Linked DNA regions of Homo sapiens: region 2 is linked to region 1. The links are chromatin loops, found by intact Hi-C in ENCODE. Cell type or tissue: PC-3. All regions are shown on one strand.

Region 1 (8,000 bases):
ACCCATCCACCTCCCCCTCCTCTGCCTGACTCTAACCCAGTGTTCAAAATGTGAAATAAACCATTGGACAGTCATAAAACTGTCTCTACTTCCCTCAGTTTGGCGTACAGGCTTATCTGTGACCCCATAAGACTGTGATTATCTTGATCACAGTTCTTAGGCTTTTGAAATTATCTGTTAATTGTTTCTGTCCCATTAATCTCTGCATACTTTAAAGACAGAGATTGCGTCTTGTGATCTTTGCATTCCCAGCAAGTGTCTGGAACAAAGTAGTTTCTCAACAAATTTATGGAGTCTCTATTTTTCTTGCTAAAACAACCTCATCATTTTCTCTCTTCCCATCTACATGGTAAGCATGAGCCTGTTAGATTTACAGTGATTGAAGTTTATTAAAAATATATATCACTTATATAGCAACTGAAATATTGAAAGCACTTGCATGTATGTTATTTTAGGCAAATACTAGAAGTATTTTATAAATGCATTGTATCAGACTTTTTTCCATATATTTCTGCCATGATATTTGAACATAAATGCAGGAATATAATATTCATCCTGTTTAAATTTCATTTTATTCTTCAGACAATGTTCTGTCTATCTTAGATGCTACTTTGACAACCCGGATAAAACAAATATGCCCTGGAAATGGAAGGCTGGATCCTTACACACTTTAAAAATTATTTATTTTAGTCTCTACTAATATACACTTATTTGTCACAAAGCATGCAAAGAGTTGGTAAATAAACGCTATAACATTTTGGATTTAATCATTGTGGCATAGTGGTTAAGTGTGGTCTCTGTGTCCAAAAAGCCTGAGTTTAAATCCTAGCTCTGCTATTTAATTGTATAACTTTAGACAACTGACTTAATCATTCTCTGCCGCAAGTTCCTCATCTAGAATATGGAGTGAAAAATCTTGACTCTTTAAAGGGCTGTGAGGGTAAGTTAATTAAAATATCTAAAGTTTCTGTCACATACAGGACTCAATCAATAGTGGCCATTATTATTATTTAGGTTTAATTGAATCAGCTGATGCTCTTGTTTTCCACACTTTTGTACAACTTCATAAAAGGATATGGAAATTAAGAATAACTCATCCATTATTTTTCCCTTTCACTTGATTGATACTTATATTGAAGTATTTCATTTAATATTTTAAAACAAAATCCTCGTGTAGGCTATCAACACAAAAATATGAAATAAGTAACTATATGTTTGCTTATAAGTTTTAAAAATACATGTAATTATTACTGATATTTTAAATATTATATAAATGGATGGATGGTGAAAACAGCACCTTTCAATGAAATATACAAATAAAATTAGCAATATTTGTGTTTTGATTCATGTATGTATGCATGTATGTTACCAGCTTATTGAAGGCTTTCAATGCTGTAGGTATTGTGGCAGGTACTGTTGATTATCATTCCCTTCCCTCCTTACCAAGAGAACCTTAGAGCACCACACCATTGTGCTAAGTTAAAGGGATGGATTCAGTTTCTCAGATTGCTTATACTTGACATGGTCATGTGACCCAGTTCTGGCCAATGAGGTATGAGCAGAAGTCCATCAGCAGGACCTCTGGGGAAGTTTTGCAAAGGGAGTCTTCCAGCCATGTTCCATTTGATCTTTTGCCTTTTGTACTGTGCCCTTCTTCCTTCCTGGAGGATAGATTCTGTACCTTAGACGTGCAAAAAGCCTTTCAGCCACAGAATCAAAACCTACAAGTTGTGGAAGGCAGAGCAGGAAGACACTAGAAGTCTGTGTCTTTAATCACAGTTTTGAGGTGTCATACCAGCCCTGCAATACTTATCCTTGATATGGTTAGGCTTTGCGTTCCCACCCAAATCTCATCTTGAATTGTAATCCTCAAGTGTTGAGGGAGAGACCTGGTGGAGGGTGATTGAATCAAGGGGGCAGTTTTCCCCATGCTGTTTTCATGATAGTAAGTGAGTTCTCATGAGATCTGATGGTTTTGTAAGTGTTTGACATTTCCTCCTATATACACTCTTTCTCTCTCCTGCTGCTTTGTGAAGAAGGTGCATGCTTCCCCTTCTGCCTTGATTGTAAGTTTCCTGAGGCCTCCCCAGCCATGTGGAACTGTGAGTCAATTAAACCTCTTTCCTTTACAAATTACCCAGCCTTGGGTATTCCTTTATAGCAGTGTAAAAGTGAACTAACACAATCCTTAACAACGTTTTACCTCTTAAGCCAAACAATACCTTTGAGTTTAAGCCCTTATTTATAGGGATATCTGTTAACTACTACGAGTTCAGTCCCAAGCGAAACAAATATAAACGTGATTTATTTGTTTTTGCCAATCACTACTTTTAATCATTTTTGGTTGAATCTCTTTGTCTTATTCCTCAGCAAAATATTGGTGAGATTCTATAATTCCTTTATCACTTTTAATTATAGAAACTGAGCTAAATTTAAGCATTCAATCTTGAAATTGTTTTTCATCTCTTTTAGAAAAAAAAAAAAAAGGCAATCACCATGATCCAGAAATAAAACATCCCTAAAACTGAAAGGTGAAACAGTGTCCACATTTTCAAAAATAGAGGACCTTTTAGGACCTCTAAATATTTAGACTAAGAAAGAAAATGTCAAAGAGAATCAAGATCCATGATTTAAAGTATCTAAGATCCTTTATATGAAAATATGATTTCTACTATATAGCAAATACGTGAGTAAAAGGAGTAGACAGAACTAGCATGACAGAAGCTGAGTAATCATTAGTTAAGACTGGTTTATAGAGGATTCCTATAAATATAGACCCTTAATCTTCAGGAAATATCAAAGGATATGCAAAAATAAATGATTCCACTTTATTGTCTGTTGAAATTTTGATTTTTTCAATGAAATGTTAAATAATTGTAGCTTTTTAAAAAAGTCTTGACTATTTTCTATATAAATCCTGAAAGGTAACTTTAATAAAATCTAAACTATTTCACTGGAATTTATGGGGGAAGAAAAGCATAAGTCAAGGACTGACCACATTTAGCCATCTACAATGATAATTGATAGATAATGATCTTCAATGATAAAAATCATTATTTTGCATTGAAAAATGTATTGTATATTATTACCAAAAGATGAACGCAGTTCCATGGAAAAAAGTAGAAATTTTTAATATAGAGTATTATCTGTGTTTTGAGAACATAAATCACCCTGCACTTTCCTTCTGGCTTCTTGGCAACCTCCAATTTTAAATTCCATCAATAGGTGTAGCCCACGTAACATAAAACTCAGATGGCAGTATGTGCATCTTTCTATTTGCTTTGGCAGACTTCTCATCTCTCTTAATAAGACTTGGATAACACGTGGAAATCAATAAAATTATAGTTGGTTATGAAAGACGGCAATCCTAGCTTATTCAGGGTTTTGTATTCCACCTCCTAGGGAACAAAAATTCCACAGATTTTATGCTTCTTCGGGTGGCTCAGTGTAGTTCCTTGGACAAACAAAGGAAGGGGATTTACACATTGTTCTTGGTGGTTTTCCCAGGTGTTTATTTTCTTTCAAAAAAAAAATCGTAGCTACTTTAGACTTGCTAGGGAAATACAAGCATTTTGGGGGCAGGCTCTCAGTTTATTTTTCTAATCTCCCTATACTATTTATTTTCAGCACCTTTGCAAGTTCTTCTTTTAGGTTGTTCTTCAACCATCAGCATTTAAGCCAATGGTTTATACATATTCCCGTGGGTATACACAGATTTATTTGGGATTCTCTGAGGAGTAATTATACTTAAATCCCTTTATTTCAAGCTCAATAATGCATATCAAAATACTCACGAGTGTGATGTTATGTAGATAACCTTGAATTTGTTGTTTTTTTTCAGTAAATCATTCTCAAACTTTCACACACTAACTGTCATAGCTAACAAATTGCAACATACCCCATACCTATTTGCATCATCCAGGTGTCTTTTCCACTGAGGTGGAAAACTGCTCTTTTAAACAGCAATGGAGTTTGACCTGCCTATCCATGATGTAACAGTTTAAAAATATACACACTGAGGTTTTAAAGATTTTTTGTAGTCAGTCAACCTGATTTACTCTTTAGAAGCATGTGCTATTTTAACGAACTCACCCACTCAAGTCTGTTGAAACATGGAAGCTGATGTGTCCATCTGACTGCAGTGGCATTCATTTCCATATTGATGGCATATATTTGTTATTTTCTGAACCTAATCATAAAGCTCATAGCCTATAACATGCAGCCTGTGGTGTTGAGACTTCTTTAGCTTTGCAATGCCAGCAATTGGTTCATGATAGCAAATGGTTGTTCAATTAATGTGGAAGAATTCTTGTGATACTAGAATCACAGGGTATCTCAACTGACCAATGTTAAAAACGAGGTCTTAACGTTCTTGAATAGGGTAGGTAGTTGATAGCTTCTGACTTGATGAGTACAGAAACTCTTCTTTGAGGGTGCAAGAAAAGGAAAGGAATGTTTGTATTCACCAGGAGAAAGATTGGAAATGTCAAAGCAGTAGAGAGGATGGCATAGCAGCTCTCTAATCCAGCTTGAAATAGAATTTTATTATCAACAGAAAGGTTCAGAGCCTTAAGCCGAAGAAAAATGTTTTCATAAAAGACTTCGTGAAATTCTAAACACAAGCAGCGCTACTTGGGAAAAAAAAAAAACAAGTGCAGCTTAAAACTGGGGACAGATGGGTTACTCTCCCCACTTATACCTTGTCAGCACCTCATTAACCCCCTCAGGTCTTGAGGCTTTCCTCCCAATCTGAGAGTCTCTTTCTTTTAAAACTTGAGTTCATCTTATTTACATTTACTGACATGACAGATAGGCTTGTTCTTAGTTCTTATATGATTTGTCATTGCTGCTTTGTAAATTGTCTAATTTTTATATATGATCTGTCTCCATGTTTTGTTTTGGTTATGTTTCCCAACCAGTAGCTTGGAGAGTACATTCTCTGTTTTTAGATCCTGTAGTGTTGATGTTTACAAATTGTAACAATAATGCTTCTTATTTCTTTCATTTTTACAGAGTGTATATGAATTGTCCCTTTTAAACAGTGAATGAACTGGAACATTCGTATTTTCTCCCACTTTTCTTCTCTACTTCATCTCTTGATTTTGGTTATTATGTTCTCAATTTAAATTTTTCTTACAGATCTCTTAAAATAATACATATATATACATATACGTATGTATCTTCAAATAATACATTTAAACATTTGCTGCTTGATTTGCCTACTTTAAACAGTATCAATCAACTTCCAGTGTGAAAAATCAGAAATTTAACCTAGTTATATTTCTATCACATTTCACCTTCAAGAGTATGTTAATTATATTGTTATTTTGAAATTCTCAACATTTTTAAATATTTCTCTTGTGATCTAAATGACTCCTACATTTGCTTATTGTTAATACTACATCTGAATAGATTATTATCTATTAATGCTCAAATAGATGTATAGCCAACCCTTTCCCACAATGTCTCCATTATGTTTTAAGAACCAGGGTTAAAGGGTGCTTCCACAGATAATCTTCACCCCTAGATTTTGTCATTATAATAGTAAAGGAGTGTTGGATCCATCAGAGATAGCCCTACTGTTTGAGGACCCTGCTATATTAGGATGATTTTCACTATGAGTAAGAAGGCTGAAACCACTAGGACATGCATTATCTTGCATGTTGAAGAATGATGAGAAAAGCATTTTCAGGGTGATTATTCAGTGGAACAGAGACCTTATGAAACACTCAAATCCTCTGCATCTTTTCTGACTGCCAAAATGGGCACACTCACTTTCCCCTTAGGCTGGCTCCCTTTGCGGTCCCAGGTGCCATATTTCCAAGCCTTACATGCAGATAATGCTATTCAGAGGCCCTAAAGAGGCTTAACCTTATTTGTGTCCCTTTTTTTTTGAGATGGAGTCTCATTCTGTCACCCAGGCTGGAGTGCAGTGGTGCAATCTCGGCTCACTGCAATCTCTGCCTCCCGAGTTCAAGCAATTCTCCTGCCTCAGCTTCCTGAGTAGCTGGGACTACAGGCACACACCACCACGCCTGGCTAATTTTAGTAGAGATGGGGTTTCACCATGCTGGCCAGGCGGGCCTCAAACTCCTGACCTCAGGTGATCCACTTGCCTCAGCTTCCAAAAGTGCTGAGATTATAGGCGTGAGCCACCGTGCCTGGCCCCTGTGTCCCTTTTTAAAATGAGAAAATGTTTCCCAGAAGCACACTGTTGCATACATTTTCCAGAATTGTGTCACTTCTCATTCTCAAACCAGGACAAATCATGATCGGGGGCTACAACTAATCATAATTAGTCTCTGAAGTTTGTGACCACCTCATACTCACAAAAACCAAGGCTCTGCCGACGAAGAATAAAGCCTGAGGAGGGAATGGGCAAAAAACTAGTTTTCCATTTTCCATTAGACAAACAGCAATGTCTGCTGTTGCTGAAACATTGCCAGAATTCTACAGAATGTGCGTCTGTCCTTGGTATTGTCTCGCAAGACTTGGCAAGTTATTCTAATAATTTTGTGGTATGTGGTCATAGCCATTTCCTGTCTTCATTGAAGATGGAATTTTTTTTTCCCTTTTCCTTCTCTCTGTTCAAGAGGCAATAGTGAGAAGACACAACTTCATTCTGCTGTCTATCAAACTAGAGATCAATGGAAGGGATATTGTCCTCAAAATCATTAACTGGAAAAGCAGTGGAGGAAAACTTTAACAATGCACTAGAGGAAACAACACAAACAGAATAGTTCTTGGAAAATTAGGAATGCTTCCTTTATTAGAGATTGACCATTTATCTTCTTTACATCTTAGAGACATAAAATTTCACAAGAGTAAGGAGAGATGGAAGTGGGTCAAATGATTTCCTACATCTTTTTTTCCTTATCAAATACAGTGCTCAAAAAATTTAAGCATTCCCTTTATTGCTTTCTTTCAGTCTTTTCGAGAAAGTGGGAATCAGTTCAAGTAGCCGTGAGGATCAGACATGGAATAATTTATTTGGTGATGGGAGGGTACAAAGACAGATTTTGCCTACAACCCATAATTGGTCTTCTGTAGGGACACTCAGGTAAGTATCTCAGCAAAAGGAAGACATATAGTTTTTATAGACTTTCTGGGCCAGATGGTTGCTGATGAAAACTCACAAGCTTCTCATAGACTACTCCCATTAAACTTCACCCAGAGGAAATCCCACCAGGCCTTAAGCAAAGGGACGAGTCCCTTCTAAATAGATTAGAGGACATATATCCAAAAAGTAGGCTTTCCTGGAATGTCAGTGAGACAGAACCATTAACTCACCTGGAAAAGGGGATGAAGCCAGGGAGCTGAGTGCTCTTGCACAGCGGATCCAACCCCCATGGAGCCCAATAAGCTAAGATCCACTGGTTTGAAATTCTTGCTGCCAGCACAGCAGTCTGAAGTCAACCTGGGACTCTCGAGCTTGGTTGGGGAAGGGGTGTCCACCATTGCTGAGGCTTGAGTACGGGGTTTTCCCCTCACAGTGTAAACAAAGTGCCTGGGAAGCTCGAACTGGGCGGAGCCCGCCACAGCGCTCAAAGCCCTGGTAGCCAGACTACCTCTCTAGATTCCTCCTCTCTGGGCAGGGCATCTCTGAAAGAAAGGCAGCAGCCCCAGTCAAGGGCTTACCGATAAAACTCCCATCTCCCTGGAACAGAGCACCTGGGGAAGGGGTGGCTGTGGGCAGCTTCAGCAGACTTAAATGTTCATGCCTGCCAGCTCTGGAGAAAGCAGCTGATCTTCAAGCACAGCACTCAAGCTCTGCTAAGGGACAGACTGCCTCCTCAAATGGGTCCCAGACCCCCATGCCTCCTGATGGGGAGATGCTTCCCAGCAGGGGACAAGAGACACTACATACAGGAGAGCTCTGGCCGGCATCTGGCGGGTCCCCCTCTGCGATGAAGCTTTCAGCGGAAGAAGCGGGCAGCAATCTTTGCTGTTCTGCAGCCTCCGCTGGTGATAACCAGGCAAACAGGGTCTGGAATGGACCT
Region 2 (8,000 bases), 280 kb after region 1:
CAGAAAGCCTATTGTGTGTGATCGTGTAAGTTAATACTTAATAAACTCCCATATATATATTTTATATATATGTATACACACACACACACACACACACATATATATCCTATTAGTTCTGTCCCTCTAAGAGAACACTGACTAATATAAGCCCCATTGATGATTCTAGGTTTTTTGATTAATTTAAACAAAACCATATTTAAATTATCATCAAAAAGATTTTATCAGTATCTAATTGTGGGCAGCACTTAAGGGAATAACACATACAAAAACTAGAACCATCTAGGGTCTACTGTTTAAAAACTTACGACTTATGGCCAGGTGTAATGGCTCACACCTGTAATCCCAATACTTTGGGAGGCCCAGGCAGGCAGATAACAACGTCAAGAGATCAAGACCATCCTAGCCAACATAGTGAAACCCCATCTCTACTAAAAATACAAAAAATTAGCTGGGCATGGTGGCGGGCACCTGTAGTCCCAGCTATTTGGGAGGCTGAGGCAGGAGGATCACTTGAACCCGGGAGGCGGAGGTTGCAGTGAGCTGAGATTGCGCCACTGCACTCCAGCTTGGCAATAGAGTGAGACTCCATCAAAACAAACAAACAAGCAAACAAAAACAAAACAACAACAAAAAAACTTATCATTTACTGTTCTGCCTGTGTCTTTCCCAAACTGACATAATTCCTCTGCCTTTCCTCAATCTGTTTTGTCTCATTAGGGAACTGGAAATGCAACCCAATTTTTCTCTCGAGTGATGTCAAGAGATGGCAAGGAAGGTGTTGCAACATTCTAGCCAGAAAGCTATTTTCTTCCCACTTTGGAAGGGCCTCAGAGAATGACAGAAGTGGCCATGATATGAAAGGAACAACTGACAGATTTTGATTTCTCTTGGCTGACAGCTTCATTTTAGGACTTTGTTTGTCAACGACATCCAGACCTATGCAGCTGGAAGACTGACTTCAACAAATCTAAATGTCTCTTTAAGAGTCTAAGCAACCTATTCCTTTTTTTCCAGGTACCCATTTATCTATAATTAAGTCAGCATTAAAGGGATTTCCCACCAACTTCTATCTAAAGCTGCAAAAAGGATGACTAGCTACTGCCTGAAGTGGGTTTAACAGATCCTGGGGTGAGCACTAGGAAAGCCTTCCATAGAAAAATGGCTGGGTATGAAACATGAAGAAAGATGTCATTCACATTGTCCCTCATTACTGAATTGATTATTTTGATTTGAATTTCTGAATTCTGTTCCTTTGGACAGCTCTGTTCCTTAGGATTCTGTTCCTTAGAATAGCAGGTGTTACTGCTATTATGCTCTTGAGGTTAATTGGTCCTATCATATAGATACATACATATGTGTGTGTGTGTGTGTGTATCTCCTTCCTTCCTCACCAATACACGCTCACACTATAGGCTTGATGTCTTTATTGAGAAAACATGTTACTCCTTTTATTACTGATTGTGAAAAGTAATACCCGCCTGCTTCTGCACATGGCATTAGGAGAACACCTGAACCTTCTCCCTTTGAATCCCAGGCAGAATGCGAGCTTGCATTTGGAGGATAAAGAAACACATTTTTTTCATCAGCAGAATTGGACTATTAATTATCCTCCATAGAATTACAGAGGGAAAAAAATCAACTAAGTGCAATCTGATCTCATCTTATTTGTTCTTTAATCCTTCTAAGAATCAGTCTTTGATATTTAGGACATGAGCAGAGAAGAGCAACAACAATAATGACGGAGGAGAGGACTGTCTATTTATACTCCCCCAACATTTCTTATCACTCTGAATTGTGATTTTATTTGTATTTGTCTTTCTCACCCTAGACAGGCATCTATAGAACAAGGACAGGGTCTAATTCATCTCTCTGTATGCCCAGCACAGAACACAGCATCTGAGACATAGAAAATACTCAGAGAGTATTTGTTGACTAAGTAAATGACTGGGTCTGCAAAAGCAAAAGGCATCACCCAAACAACTATTTCCATTGTATTATTTTCTACTCTCAGAAAAACTCCACTGCACTTGCCAGCAGTACCATATCTGGATTTGGAGGAAACCACACATTCTAATCCCATCAAATGGCAAATACACATTTGATTGGGCCTCTGCAAGCAATAGCCTCCTCGTTGGCCAGGGTCAGGGAGAACAGAGATTGAGAATCTGAAGGCCTGTTTTTAGTCTCTGCCATTAGCTTAGCCACCCTGGGCAAGTCCCTGAATGTAACTAAACTTCCATATTCTTCTTTGTAAAATAGAGAAGTTTGACACAGAAATATTTGATCTGGGTACTATAGGTTCATGAATGAATATCAAGGGAAGTCTGTGAACTTCCTGAAATTGTGTGTAAAATGTTATGGCTATCTGAGTCATATGTATTTTTGCATTTTTAAGGAACAAAGGGTTTATAGCTGTCATTAAGTTTTTTAAAGGAAACCAACTTTTAAAAACAAGAGGTTAAGAAACTCCTGAATAGTTAATTTTGATATCTCTTTTTTCTATAAAATGTCTACACTTCTAAGAAAACATCTAAAACTGCTTTAGCCCACAATATATATTTTTTCCTCTGATTGTCCATTCTCCCCATGATCAGTCACCACCTCAATATACTTGAAACATTTATGCAAGGCCAGGGTAAACGTCATCTACCTTAGCTGAATCTGGAGCTAGGTCTTTGACTTCTCCAAATTCCACACAGTAATTATCACAGTCATGCCCATAGTAAATATTGGATGAAAACTTTCACAGATTTATTTTATCCCAGAACACTGACTCTTTTTCCCTCCAATATTCTATGCCTTGCAGGACCAGGACCATAATTATCATCTATCTCAAAGGTGCTCAGGAGGCAGATATTAGAGGGAATATTTACTATGAATGTTCTCATAAAAGGCCAACAGGATGAGGTGATTGTCCAGGAGCTTTGAGGGCACTAAGTGAAAAGAGAGTGATTTCTGATCTACTCAGGTGCGGCAGGGAGGCCATGTGTGAAGGGAGTGCCCAGGGTCTGTGGTAGCAGCTCCATGAGTAAAAACCATTGCCTCATCATCTAAAGAAGCCAAAAGCAAGGGGTGAAGGAAGAAAATAGTTTTGTTAGTGTACCTGTATTAGTTTCCTATTGTTCCTGTAACAAATTATCACAAATGTAGTGGATTAAAACAATATAAATTAATAATCTTACAGTTCTTGAGGTCAGAAATCTAAAGTAGGTCCACAGGGCTGCAACTCTTCTGGAGGCCCTGGGGGAGAATTCCTTTCCTTGACCGTTCCAGCTTCCAGAGGCCAACTGTATCCTTTGGCTCATGGCCCCCTTTTTCTGTCTTCAAAGACAGCAGCATAAGCCAGGCATGGTGGCTCATACCTGTAATCCCAGCACTTTGAGAGGTGGAGACCAGGAGTTTGAGACTAGCCTGGATAACATAGCAAGACTCCATCTCCACCAAAAAAAAAAAAAAAAAAAATTAAAAATTAGCCAGGTATGGTAACATAGACCTGTAGTCTCAGCTGTTCAGAAGGCTGAGGCAGGAGGGTCACTTGAGCTCAGGAGTTCAAGGCTGCAGTGAGCTATGATCATATTACTGCACTCCAGCCTGAGTGACAGAGAGTGAGACTCTGCCAAAAAAAAAAAAATCCAGCAGCATAGCATCTTCAAATCTCTCTCCATCCTTCTGCCTGACCCTCTGTCATCTCTGTCATCACATTGCCACTGTCTGACTCTGATTCCTCCTACATAATTGTTATAAAGGTCTGTGACTACATGGGCCCTCTCTGGATAATCCAGAATAATCTTTCCATCACAAGATCTTTAATTTGATCACAACTGCAAAGTCCTTTTTGCTATACAAGGAAACATTCACAGTTTCTGGGATTAGGAGGTGGACATGCTTGGGGAGTCATTATGCAGCCCACCACAATACTTTATGTTGCTTGAGTCTATTTATTTATATGCTGTAGTTTTGTAGAAAGAGTCATATTCATGGAGATTATGTTCAGGAAAGGAGAAAACAGAAAGGGAATTTATGTAGCCAAGTATATGAACAAGTGGTAAGAGGCAAGAACTATGTTCCCAGAGCTGAGAGGAACCTAAAGTTGTAAATAAGTTACCAACTGCCTCTGGGAGACATAAAGAACGAAGGGAGCGTCCTCTCACTAGCAATTGATCATCTTCCGTATGTGGTGTAACATATGCGGCTATTGCATTAATGTGCCTGGCTATGTATTGGAATATTTAGTGCCTACTCACTTTCTTTGATTCAGTTTATGTCAATGGAAATGACAACCAGTTCTGGTGTACTATAGTTTGGTAGTGACTGTCTCCCACTACTACATTATAAATTCCCCATGTGAGAGACTGTATTTAATTCATGATTATGAGCCAAACTCAGAAAAGTGACAGGCATGTAGTAGGCACTCAATAAATATTTGGTGAATAGAAAAATGATAAAAATAAAAACTTTGAGGTTAAAACAGAATGCTGGTGTCAAAATAACCCAGTAGAAAAAGGATAAGCAGCTTTAAGAGTTTCAGGAGAGTTAGAAGATGAGGTCATTTAAAAAAATTCTTTCTAATAAAAATAACTCCCTGAGTTATTTCTAAGTTTGTACTCAAGACAGACTCCCTGCAAGACTAGAATCTTCTAAGAAACTATTCCTGTAAAAGATTAAAATGAGAGAGACACAGTGTAAGTCTTACTCAGAGTTTGAAAACCACCTTTTAGTATTTAAAAAGGCATTAACCATGATCATTAATCAATAGAAAGGAATGTTCACAGAATGCTTAGAAGAAATGTTTGCTAAGGCAAGAAGTCAGAGAAAACGAAGGCATCCATGCCCAAGGCTGAAGACAAACGTTTTTCTTTTGCTTCAACAAATTAAAGCTGCTAGGAAAGAACAATTGACCAGAGAGGAACATTACTGTACAGCATATAAAATACTGCCAAGGTCAGCAAAACCTCAGCTTTTTATTTATTTTTTTATTTTTCTGTGCCAGTGATTGTTGAGAAATGAGTTTCTTGCAAGCCTGACTTAGACATTATGCTCCGAAGTTACTCAACACGAAGGATTTGGAAAGTACTTTTATTTCCTTTACTATTTGATGACGAGAATGAGTTACAGACATTTTCAGTAAATCTCTGTGCTTAAAATTGTTTATAAGGCCATTTCATAATGTCAGTGTGCTTTAATTTGTTCACTCATGCTGGATTCTCTGCTTCCCCCTTTGCTTTGGGCTTCTGAGAATTATTTCCAAGCAAATAACTATACCTCCAAGATTCCCAAAGCCACTCAGAAAAAAAGAAGCCACAAGGATGCATTTTTTTATATGAAGTGACTTAGCTGTGTAAAAAGAAGCACTGTTTTAAAATCCCACAGAGTATCTTTGGACACTTATGTAAAACTTATATGTAAGTATTTTAGCTGAAGACTGAGAATCAACTGGATTTATGGGGAGATAGTCCTCTCTTTTAAGCTGTTCCATGCTTACTGTACATCTCCCAGATCAGTGGGGTAACTTGTATTATGTTGTGCTGTGTTATTTATCCTTCCACGAATTGCTGCAAAAGCTGTGTTCTGGGTCATCCCCACAACTGCTGTGAACAAGGGCATGCCTTGCGAGGTGGCATGGGTTAAGGACCAAGGCTTAGGACCCCACAGGGCAGAGAGGCAAACTAGGCTTATATTAGTATTAAACCTGTGACTTGAGACTGCATCATATTGCTTCATTCTTAAAGACTTGAAGGATTTCCATCTTTTCTACAAGTTAATCTTAGGCAGTATCATAGCTCTTTTTTGTATATGATCAAATCACTTAATCTAATTATGCCCCATTTTTTTCTTGTGATTTGAAAGCATCATGAAAACTTTTATATATGCAGGTTTATCTGTTACTACTATGAAGAATCAAAAAATTCCAAAGCCTTCTAGTTCAGAAAACGTTAGGCCAGATTCTGTAATCACCTATGTTAAAGAACAAAGCTAAACAGCTAAATCAGGAAGTAGATAATAAAAGACAGATCACATTTAGACAAAGACATGGTTACTTTTTTATTTGAAGAAAAAAAAAGTATGTTTTAATAAATACTGCGGAAACATTGACCAAACAAACATACACAGTGACTTCAACAGTTTAAAAAATGCAACAAAAGTTCTGCTTTATAACAGTTATAACTTATTTTCTTTTTACAATATTTAAATACAGAAAGCACTCGCCAGCTATTTTGTAATACTGCCCAAAGCATAATGCTGCATCAATCAAAGCATATTATGTTGGTAAAATGTCTGTATTTTATGGGAAATGACTGGAATCGAATTTTCTTGCAGAGACAAGACAAAGTGCTTGTAAGACATAGAACTGAGTGTTGTAATTACCTTAATCTCTCCTGCCACGATTTAAGGGGAGCACAGCTTCAACACTTCAAAAACGAAGCACTATCATGGGAAAGAAAGCTCGTTTTCAACAAGCGCCAACAATAAACAGGTCAGATCTGGTTTCTTCTCTGAAAGAATCTCTAAAAGGAACTGGTCAAAAATATCTGTAAACTATTTTAAATGCTTATTATTTTACGTAACAACAGAGACCAAGTGCTGAACACAGACCTTGGCTGCATCTGTTCAGTGAGGTTTTAGCAATGACACTCTAGAAATGCCCTAGTGTTATGTCAGGACTGAAAGTTTATCATATAATCTTCCACTAGGGATTCTCTAAAGCTTGGGTAAGTGGCATCTTCTCTCATCAATGTTCATTTAATGAAAAGTGAAATAAACCAACAGATTATCAGATGCTGTCAGTTTTGGAGCTTCAACCCAAAATAATAGTCCTTTTGCTTTGTATTTTTGGTAACTTAATTCCAGACAGCTTTACTCACAAACTGTGCTTTCTGCTACTATTCTTTCCTTCACTCATTACCTTTTCTGGTGAAAACAGTAACTACCTTTTTTCTCTCCTTGGATCATTCTATGACATCAAACCAAGACACCTTTTATTTGACTTTGCATTTTTATCAACGATGGCAAAAAATCACACAACTTCTAAACAGCGCACAAAAATATTACATTGAGCAATTTACCACTTTTTAATGACAATCACAATGAAGAACAGAACCATCAGACTGAATAAAAATCGACATTTTTTTTCCTATTTGATCTATGCGATCTTTGTAGTGCTGGTCTACAAATCTTGCAAGATTGCAAAGGCTTTCCTTAGAACCATCCTACTCAGCTATCTTCAGGAAGGCAAGATTTCAAAGCCTCATAAAGTTTGCCTCTGGATATATCCCATGGGTCCTGATACAATTTCCTTTTTAATGATGAGCTAGAAAGAAATTAGATCACATCCTCTAGAAAACTAAATGCTAAGGTCACAGTGCCAGTTCCCCCTTGAGGACGGTATATTAACGTATACTTTTTGTAAAGGAGATTAAAACATTTAAAAATTAAATCAAAGTGGAGATCCATGAATAGATTATAACAAAAAAAAAAAACCCAAAAATGCAAGCACCATTCAGAGTGTGATTTTTCTTCTTGGAGGTACTCGCATCCCCCCTCATCTTCCTCTAGCTCATTTGTATCTCTCATTTTTTGGCATATTTTTCAAGTCACACTTAAAAACTCTTCCATGTATTCACTTCTCATCACTTGGTCTACATGCCGAACCTAAGGTCAGGATTCCAAAAAGATGAGTATCCTCTCAAACGCCTCCTAAGCCTCTGGTATACATGACTTTGGCTGTGCACTTCATTTAGACTTCACCTTTTTGTTTGCTGTTGTTTTTTACACTAGATTCCTTTGTCTTCATTAAAGATAATGAAAGATTCACATCACAGTGCAGCTCTTCGCTTTGTCCTTTCGTAAGTCCGTAGCAACTGCCGAGAGTTCTGGTCTGCTAGGCATGTGTGAAATCCGCTTTGTGGCTCTCTGTGATTTGTTCCGCTTAACGTTTTTATTTGTCTTATTTACACATGCCAAGGTGGCAACGTGAAAAATGTCTCTGACGCTATTTTCCG

What was found. Hi-C counts contacts between places; a loop is a spot of excess contacts. Peaks named below come from ENCODE experiments on the same cell type or tissue, not always from the same donor. Only the 100,000 strongest peaks of a DNase experiment are listed, where the experiment ranks them.
Region 2: a loop joins it to region 1, with 4 times the contacts of the local background. A loop is called at or near these places in 2 of 110 quality-filtered maps.

What each region holds. Positions count from the first base shown.
Region 1 is chr2:150,185,050-150,193,049 of GRCh38, forward strand. The region is part of intron 1 of LINC01818 (long intergenic non-protein coding RNA 1818); the gene reads left to right. Among named protein-coding and RNA genes, the nearest start is that of LINC01818, 20 kb to the left of the region's middle. In PC-3, a CTCF peak has its summit at 3,239; DNase peaks (open chromatin) are centred at 3,332 and 6,482; H3K4me3 peaks cover 1,047 bases; H3K27ac peaks cover 2,240 bases.
Region 2 is chr2:150,462,178-150,470,177 of GRCh38, forward strand. It overlaps RND3 (Rho family GTPase 3), which reads right to left. Exons shown (of 6, transcript NM_005168.5): 6 at 6,018-8,000. The coding sequence ends at 7,810. Among named protein-coding and RNA genes, the nearest start is that of RND3, 21 kb to the right of the region's middle. In PC-3, no CTCF peak of the experiment used is centred here; a DNase peak (open chromatin) is centred at 4,794; H3K27ac peaks cover 2,552 bases.